2 separate regions of the Homo sapiens genome follow, and region 1 is linked to region 2. A link is an interaction called in ENCODE POLR2A ChIA-PET data of the cell type or tissue named here. Cell type or tissue: PC-9. All regions are shown on one strand. Each heading gives the region's core, and the rest is flanking DNA. Links, peaks and the distances in the headings are about the cores only.

Region 1 (4,401 bases), core at 189-4,188, 210 kb before region 2:
TTCCTTTTGTTTCCCCCATACACTTACCTTTCCACAGTTTACCACCCTTGAAAGCTTAAAACCTTTTCCTTTGTCTTGTCACATCTAAATGGGCTGGTTTTTTGTGAAGATGCTATATAAACTCAAATTCTAACCATCGTTTTCAGTTACTCATCACTGAGTTTCTCCCACATGTATGTGTACTACATGTGTTAGTAAATTCTGTTTTTCTTTTGTTAATCTGTCTTTTGTCAGTTAGATTTCCAGGGCCCGAGATGGAGGCTAGGACCTAGGCAGGTAGGGGAAAAATGTTATTTTTTTCTCCCCATAGGTTTTTTCCTTTTCTTTTCCTTTCTTTCTTTCTTTTTTTTTTTTTACTTCTTAGCATCACTTCAAAGTCTATTATAATGTGGCCTCAAGTGACACCTTCCAGCCCCGTCTTTGACTATTATTCCCTGTACCTTCCATACCTTCCATGCTGGCCATGTTAAAGTACTTGGACAGTTAGTCACGTGCATGGCTCCATGCCTTTGTTTGGCTGTTCTCTTTGCTTAGAATGCTCTTCTCTGCTTCTCTAGACTGCCTTACACATAGGTAGTCAACATGTGCATATTGATTAAGGGGGGAAAATCCCAAGAACTTTTGTCCCACTGTCTTAAGACTAGTCCTCCAGTAGTAGACCCTAAAATGAGGTTTCTGAGGATTCAAATGCATGTGATTTACTAAGGCAGTGCTCCCAGGAGAAATCTCTAAGGAAGAAGAGCAGGAGCAGGGAAAAGGAGGAAGCCAAGCAATGGTGCATCTAGCCAAGGATGGCTCCAGCCTGATGAAATCAGGGAAACTTCTGTTCTTAGGCAAGGAGCCTGGGGCTTTTATTTCATACTCCCAAACCTCCCAATCATGGGATGGGGGTGGAGAATGTAATTCCCAGCCATTGCCTGCTCTCTATGCTGCCAGCAAAGCAGGCTGTAGCAGTACAGGCACAGTCCTCCAAAAAGAACCCCAGATGCTAGCTGTTAGAAGCAAAGGAAAGTCCAAGGGAATGGGAGCATGGGTGCTAAAAGGAATCTGGGCAGAAACACCAACATTATTCACCACTTCCACTGTTGGAGTGCAGAGAACAATACCCCAAAGTATGATGCTTTGTCATGCCGAACACTTCTGAATTAAAGGAACTTGGAAAGGCTAAGAACCGAGGAGTTTCTAGCCTTCTCTTATTTCTACCCCAAACCCCAAGCACAGGGAGAGGTTATCTCTGGTATTTCCCTTGTCTGACTGAGGAAAACTTCTTTCAAAAGAAATGCAATTGTCTTAAGACCCCCTCCCTAGGAATCTCATCAAATAACTAGGCAAGATTAACCACTGGAGAAAAGACTAAACATCATCACCATGCTCGGACAGACTTTTTATTCATTTTTCTGAGAGCAGCTCCAAGAGATTACCTGGGAGACTTTATTTACATAATATAAGAACCTCCGTTCACAGGGAAGTTCTGACCGTCACTATCCCACCACCTCCCCTAGTGCTCAGAATGAAGTTTTGTTCCAGAACAATGTCTGTTCTTTGGGCTCATTCAATTATCCTGAAAATCATTTACTACCCCTCAAAATTGCCCACATCCCCCATTCCCTCTCCCCTATGAAGAAGATTTTTAAACCTCAACCATCTGACCCTTCTTTGAGTTTCATATTTTGTATGGCTTCTGTACACACTTGCATGTTAATAAATTTGTATGCCTTTTTCTCCTGTTAATCTCCCTACTGTCAGTTCATTTCAGCAAACCTTCAGAAGGCAAATGGCAAACTTTCCCTCCACTCCTATGTTTACCCACTTAGTCTTACTCCTAATGAAGCCTAGATGAACTCTATCATTTTATACTTAGAGGGAGATGGCACTGTTAGGGCTCAGAACACAACAGCCCAAGGTATGATGTCTTTGGTATGCTGAGTACTTTGAAATGAAAGAGGCTGGAAGAACCACAGAAGCAAAGTCTCTCTCTGACCTTCTCTTATCCTCTTGTCTCCCATCCTTTTTCCTCCCCAAAGCAGGCCTATAAACTAGTATTCCTCTTCCCCAAGGTGACTCATAGCAATTAAAACTCCTGTTCCCCAAAACAAGTCATAAAACCTAGAAAGACCTCTTTTTCCCTTTTCACTTGAAGAACCTCATTCCATAGGAATTCTGCCCCATACCTTGGAGGATGAAATGCTTCCCAGAGAGGAATTTCAAGAATCTGAACAGACAGGCCTTGCTAGGTTTCTCCCCTCAGTTGATTACCATTAGATCATACCCTGTATCCAATCACATTTCTACGCAACTGTCTATTCTTCATTGAACCTAAGCATAAAAACAGACAATTTTCCCTAGGTTTGGGGATTTTCATTCTGAAGCCTCCCGTATCACATAAAACTTTGATAAAATAAGTTTGTTAGGCTTTTCTCTTGTTAACCTGTTTTTGTTATAGTGAGAGAGGAGGTAGAAAGACACTAGCTAGGCAGACAGGGCAAAGAGTTCTCGGCAGAACTTCCCTTCTAACAAAAAGCAGCCCAGGAAATCACTTACCTTTTAACAAAGAGCAGCCTGGAAGATCAGGCTGCAAACACAGATAAGGAAGCAGCTATGACACAGAGGTGGAGCTTCCTGGGTAATTGGCAAGTTTCACATACATACGGTGGATCCCAGTAAACACAATGGGCCTTAGTGAGCACATTCCTTTCCTTTTTACGACATACTCATGGGGAGATGCCTGCAGCCGCACCAACAAAAAAGGAGTACCTGGGGCCAGGCATGTCCACCGTGCGGGATCTACCTCCCCTTTTTCAGCACATGCACAGTAGGAAAGAAATAAGCAATGCGAAGAAGCTCAGGCCAAGGAGCCGTCTGCATAATAAAAGGTAGGGGTGGGGGCTGCCAGAGATTTGTGCTCTGTGCAGATGGCACACCTGGTTCTAACCTGTTTTTCATGCCCTAGGTAAATAAGATACCCCCTCCCCACTAACTCATTTATAAAAACCCTTGCATTTCCCTGCAGAATGGCAACACTTTTGGGGACCCCACTCTGCAGCAGAGAGCTGTTTCTTTTGCCTATTAAACTTCTGCTCTAACCTCACCCTTGGTGTGTTTGTGTCCTTGCTTTCCTTGGCCACAAGACCAAGAACTTCAGGTGCCACCCCAGGCAATGAGGCCATTTCAAGAGGGGTGTCAGCCACAACCCTTAGGATTACACCTGGGTTCTGCACATGATTTATGTGTGCATGATTTTCTACTCATGCTTCTTCTCTTACTTTGTGGCCCTGAGAATAAGCTTTCTCGTTTCACCATAGAGCTAAATTCATAGCACTACTTATTCTAGCTGGAAGTTACCTTGGTAATAATAATATTCTCAGGCTTGAGCTGGGGCATTTCCAGAATAAAGTTGCTCAGAGTTAATGCTCTCCTGTTCATTTATTTTTTCAACAGAGAGATTAGTCTGTGCATGGCATTGTGCTAATTCCAGGTACATTGATGAATTCTATCTTTATGGAACATACTATAAATAACACACATATAGTACAATAAATTCTTTGCAGGAAATAGTGCAATGTTAAGAAACTTACAGAGGTGAGAATCTACTTAGATAGGGATGGTTCTCTAAATCTTTCTGAGGCATTGATATTTAAGGCCAAGATCTGAAGAATAAGAAGGGAGAGGGGGAGTTCCTTCCTTACCTCACAAAGGGAATTATAAATGGAAAAGCCTTGAGCCTGGAAAAAACTCCTCCTGTTTTAGGAAAGAAAAGGTCTGTTTAGGCCTAAAACAAACTGGGGGAATTAAGGGAGGGAGGGTAAAGGGGCTGAAAATGGAATTGGAGAGGTAAGTAGGAGCCAGTCCATGCTAGACCCTCACCTTAGCCTAATAGGCTAGATTTCTTTTTAACATGCAAAAGTAAGTCTAATGTGCACCTTTGAGTCTTTTATATATCCTTTACTCTATAGCATAAAATAAGAAATATAAAACAAAAACGAAATAATTTTAAGATTCTAGTGGCTTTAGTATTGCCAATAATGTTGATTAGTGGACAACTTTGCTTATGTGGAAAGAGACCATATTACTCTCCTCCCTTCCTCCTATATTAGAATGCAAATAAGTAGCATTATTTAAACACAGCAACCCACGTGGAGAAGAAAAAAATCATTATTTTAAAAAGTATATGCAAATAAGGATATTAGTGATAATGTGAAAAGGACTAAATAAAATTACAATCCATAGAAGGATTTTAAAGCTAGAAGAAACTTTGAGATTATCCAACAAAATGCTTTTTTTTAATTGAAGTAATGACAAGGATATTTACGGTTTAAGAATTTTTTGTTTGTAAAAACAAAATGCCTTTCTCTAACATCCCCAAAAGTAAAAATAAAGCTGGAGTAGGTGGAAAAACAAATT
Region 2 (4,401 bases), core at 247-4,246:
GATTAGCAGGGGGTTCTGTTCATCATCACCCAGGAATTGAGGTTGATGGAGACTCCATCTCAAAAGTGAACTTTAATCATGTGACAGGGGAAAGGAAACAGAGAATTGTGCACTGACACTTGTTCTTAAAATGTCTGCCCCATAATGATACCTATTACTGCTGCTCACATTTCACTGGCCAAAGCAAGGCACATGGCTACAACTAACTCCAAAGAAGACAAGGAAGAGCAATCTTACCAAATATCCAGGAGGAGAATTGGAATATTTGTGAACAGTCCTTATGATTTCCTTATCTACATCTTTGTGTGCTCACTTAAACTTCTTGTAAATGTGGATTAAATGGAAAGTTACAGTCCTGCATTATCTTTTTTTAAAAAAATTAAAACACATCAACAAATATTTCCTGACACAAAATTATAAAAATGAGCAAAAAGCCAACATACACATGTATCTTGCTCAATTCAATGCCATTAAAAGTTCAGATGCATCAGTTTGCCAAATTCTCTGTTGAGGAAAAATAGTCACTTACGTACCAAAAATAACACATTAACAAGTATGGTGTCTTACTTCTTATAATAGGATACAGGATACTGTATCCTATTTTTTCTTTTTTGCCTACTAGGAGAGTTTTTGCTTTGCTTAATTTAATACATATCCTCAGAATCAGGGTTCAAGAGTACTGTGAAAAGGCCACTCTGCCTCGCTAGTGGGTAATATTTGGCAATATATATTAAAAGGCTCTTATCTTCTGACTTAGCACAATTCTCAGTATTCATTATGGTGACATCTTGTCACCAGAATACTGTGTCCTATTATAGGTATTTTAAGCAGTCCTTGTTAACTTTTAGTTCTTTTTTCTCTTTTATATTTATGAAAATTAATTCCACTAACAGACACACTAGTGGTGTAACTTTGAAATAAAATTTTTAAAAAGTCTGCTACTTCTTTCTTAGGCTTCTAAGTTAGTTTAATTGAGAAGTATCCTGAAGTTATCATTTGGAAATACTTACCTTACTCTTGCATAACCAAAATAGAGAAATAAATTAAATGATAATGCAGATAAGAGTGGAACTGTCATCCATAACTCCTGATTTTAAATATTTTGCATGTTCACCAAATAGCATCCCTCTTCTACTCTTTAAAAAATAAATGCTATACAGTTAAACTTAAAAAATAAATCCGTACTAACAAATATATCATTTTTCTAACTTTGAAGTTCTAATTTTGAAGTTCTCTGTAAGATTTAATTTGGAAAAATGGTCCAAAGCTAAAATTAATTTTGAGAACTACTTCTATAGACCATTGTCTTTGTCACAAATCCATTTGGTATTTATTTGACTTTTAGGTCTCCCATCTTTTGAAAAATCTTCTAAAAATGCAAATGTAATCTCTTGTGTCTCAAGACTTTCAGACTTCCTTGAATCTTTCTTCCTTGTAAGTCATCCTAGAAAGACTCCCTAGTGAACAAAATGTGCAAATTTTAAAAGCAGCTTATACTGCATATTTGTTAAAATTCCTTCAATAAACCCAAAAAAATGAGGCAAGAGTTTATTTTCTATTATACAATCCCCTGTTACCCCTGTTACTTGGCTAACAAAATTAAGCCCTCCTTCTGACCCTGTGTCATTGTATTCTTCTCAATCCTTCAGCTTTGTTTTATTAAACAAAATATGCTCAATATTTTTCTTGTTTCTTTTCTCTTTGTTTTTCTTAGAATTCTCAAAAGATGTAATATTACTATGATTCAAATAGTTCAATCAAACCAGTGCACAGGTTTTATGGTCTCCTATACATGTTGATTGCATATTGGCCTTATTAGTCACAGCCATCTTTATAGCCAGCAACATTTTAAGAAATTCACTGATCATGGATTCTATAATAATTTATTTAAGAAAGTGAGCTGAGTCTACCATCTCTAACATGATCATTTCATTTGCATAAGACAGACAATCCAACTTAAAATGGCCTAAACGAATAAAAAAAATTATTGGCTTACATAATTTAAAAGTCCATGGATAGCCTGCAGAGGCGGATCTCAGTTAAACGGTTCAAACCTTGTAATCAAAACTCTGTCTCTTCATTCTCCACTACGCTGGCTTCATTTTCAGGCTTCATGGAATTCCTAACAAGAGGGATCTTAACATGTCTAGGTAACATCACTAAGCAGCAAGGTGAGGAATCTCTAGGTCAATAGCTCTGAAGGGCAGCAGCTGTTTGTGGTCTTTTATAGCCACAGAGTTTGTCTTATCTATGGCCAGAAGATGTTGGGTGCAGTTTCATGGGGGTATGCCAAGCAGGTATGACCTAATGGCTAAAATATGCTCATTTGAGCTATATTTAAAGCAACTAGACATGCAAGAATTTGAGTCTGGCACTGACAGGCTTTGATCTACTGGTCCTAGCCTGCTGCAAAGAAGTAAACATTGGGCTAATACACAGGGGCCATCTTTAACCCATTTATGTAACAATTGAGAAATCTGTCTTTTCTCCCTGGATGTTTTTTAGATCTCTTCTTTATCTTTATTTAGGTGTGGATTTACTTTTTTTTTTTTTCATTCTTCTTGCCACTGTGTCTCCTGAATTTCCCCAGAATGCTCCCAACTCAAAGTTTTTGCATGTCCTAGCACTGCAGCTTGAAAGCATTTCTTCCAGATATATTTTTGGCTTGCTTTCCCAACTGGCTCAAACCTCTGCTCCAACTATTTCCTCAGAGAGGGCTTCCCTGAACCCAACTTCTTCAAACTTTCTATCCCTTACCCTGCTTTTTAAATAAAACTTAGTACTACTTGATATTATATGAAATATTTGTTCATCATTCTCCTTCCCCCAAGAATATATATCTATGTGGGGAGAGACCGTTTTACTCATTGCTATATACTTAGTACCTAGAACGGTGCCTAAGGCTCAAACATTTGTTGACTTAATGAAAAAATAACCTCTCCTCTATGCTTCATTTTCTCCTTTTTAGGCAGATGAGGTTTTCTGTGTAACTATGCAGATGGCCCAAATATTTTCACTGTCAGATGGAACACTACTACATACAATCATCAAGGTTGTATTCAAGATCATCCTTAGCATTGGTTTTCTTTGTGACAATGATACCTAAGATTTTTTATTTCTTTTGCTTTGTCTTCTTCCTATTCAATCCATTGCCTGGATTCTAATGTTTTAAACTCTTGCCCCTGCCCTAGCCTTCCCTCTTGTGAGCCTTAAATAATCTTTAAAAATTATTAAGTTTAACTTTTTCTATTTTGCTAAGCAATGGTAAGATTGACTATCATTTTTTTACTCAAGAAAATTGCTTAATATTTGCTTTTGTTAGAAAATATGTATATCACTTTGTGTTATAAAAGCTTATAAATTTGTATTTTTATGTATTAAAACAGAAACATTTAAAATTATTATGATAAAAGTAATACACGAGTTTAAAAACTCAAACATTATAGATGAGCAGAAAAATAAAACATAAAAATGCAGCCAAACAACTGTCTTACAATCCAATTCTACTTCCTACAGTACTTTATTGACCAAAACTCAAGTAGGAAATACATTTTACAGGTATGCAGAAAGCTGAAAAACATTTCACACGTTTTACTCATCTTTACTGTCTTTACTAGTGCAATGCAACCTGATATTTCTTTTTCCTTCTTGTCTCCTAATGTAGGTGGCAACCTACTAAATTGATTTCATTGCCACAGCTTGAAAACACTGCCCAAAAGGTGCCAACATCAAACTGTTTTTAGCTCTTCTGATAGTTACTCCATAATTTAAAATAATACGCACGCACTGCACTGCCACTGTTTGGTTCAACTCCTTGCTTTTTTAACAAATTGACTCTACATTTTGAGAATGAACAATGAGAATTTAGCTCAGTTCCAGTACTCTCCATTTTTCTTCCCTTAGTCTTCTCTTTGCAATTTTTAAAATTATATTATATTACATTCTATTTGCTACTTTATTCCTTTAAAGAATACTTAAACCTATTTCTTGATGTACTTAATTTAGAAAGTGTCTCCTGACTTTTCCATTGTGTAAGATTAAAAAATTTTATCCTTTCGCTTCCTTCCATTTCCCAAGTACCATGGGTTACACCAGTACTTTTACATTGTTGATATTTGTATTATTTGCTCTGTTAGAATAATCGTCTTGTGCATTTTGTCTTAAATTTTGTCTTTTATTTTGAAAATTAAAGATTTTTTCAGTATTACAATTTTGTACATCTTATTCACTGCAGAATCAAGTGGTATGAATGGACGTGTGGGAAGAGAAATGTAAGCCGTGTTATTAAATCTACACCTATTGAAGGAGAATGTTCTAGGTGTCAATGTCAAATGGATTTTCTTTTCTTATTATGTCCACTGATTACTCATAATAATGACACATTTTAGTTCATTTCGTCTT

Evidence for each region. ChIA-PET counts read pairs that join two places held together with the same protein. Peaks named below come from ENCODE experiments on the same cell type or tissue, not always from the same donor. Only the 100,000 strongest peaks of a DNase experiment are listed, where the experiment ranks them.
Region 1: POLR2A ChIA-PET joins it to region 2 with 5 read pairs; 4 of 35 experiments call an interaction of 5 or more read pairs at or near these places.

What each region holds. Positions count from the first base shown.
Region 1 is chr2:63,612,590-63,616,990 of GRCh38, forward strand. It overlaps a transcript of WDPCP not described here. Among named protein-coding and RNA genes, the nearest start is that of MDH1, 26 kb to the left of the region's middle. RefSeq lists enhancers at 1,841-2,703, 2,704-3,566. In PC-9, for the core only: no CTCF peak of the experiment used is centred there; DNase peaks (open chromatin) are centred at 2,152 and 2,662; H3K4me3 peaks cover 2,270 bases; H3K27ac peaks cover 2,938 bases.
Region 2 is chr2:63,825,626-63,830,026 of GRCh38, forward strand. It overlaps a transcript of WDPCP not described here. Among named protein-coding and RNA genes, the nearest start is that of UGP2, 14 kb to the right of the region's middle. In PC-9, for the core only: no CTCF peak of the experiment used is centred there; a DNase peak (open chromatin) is centred at 2,315.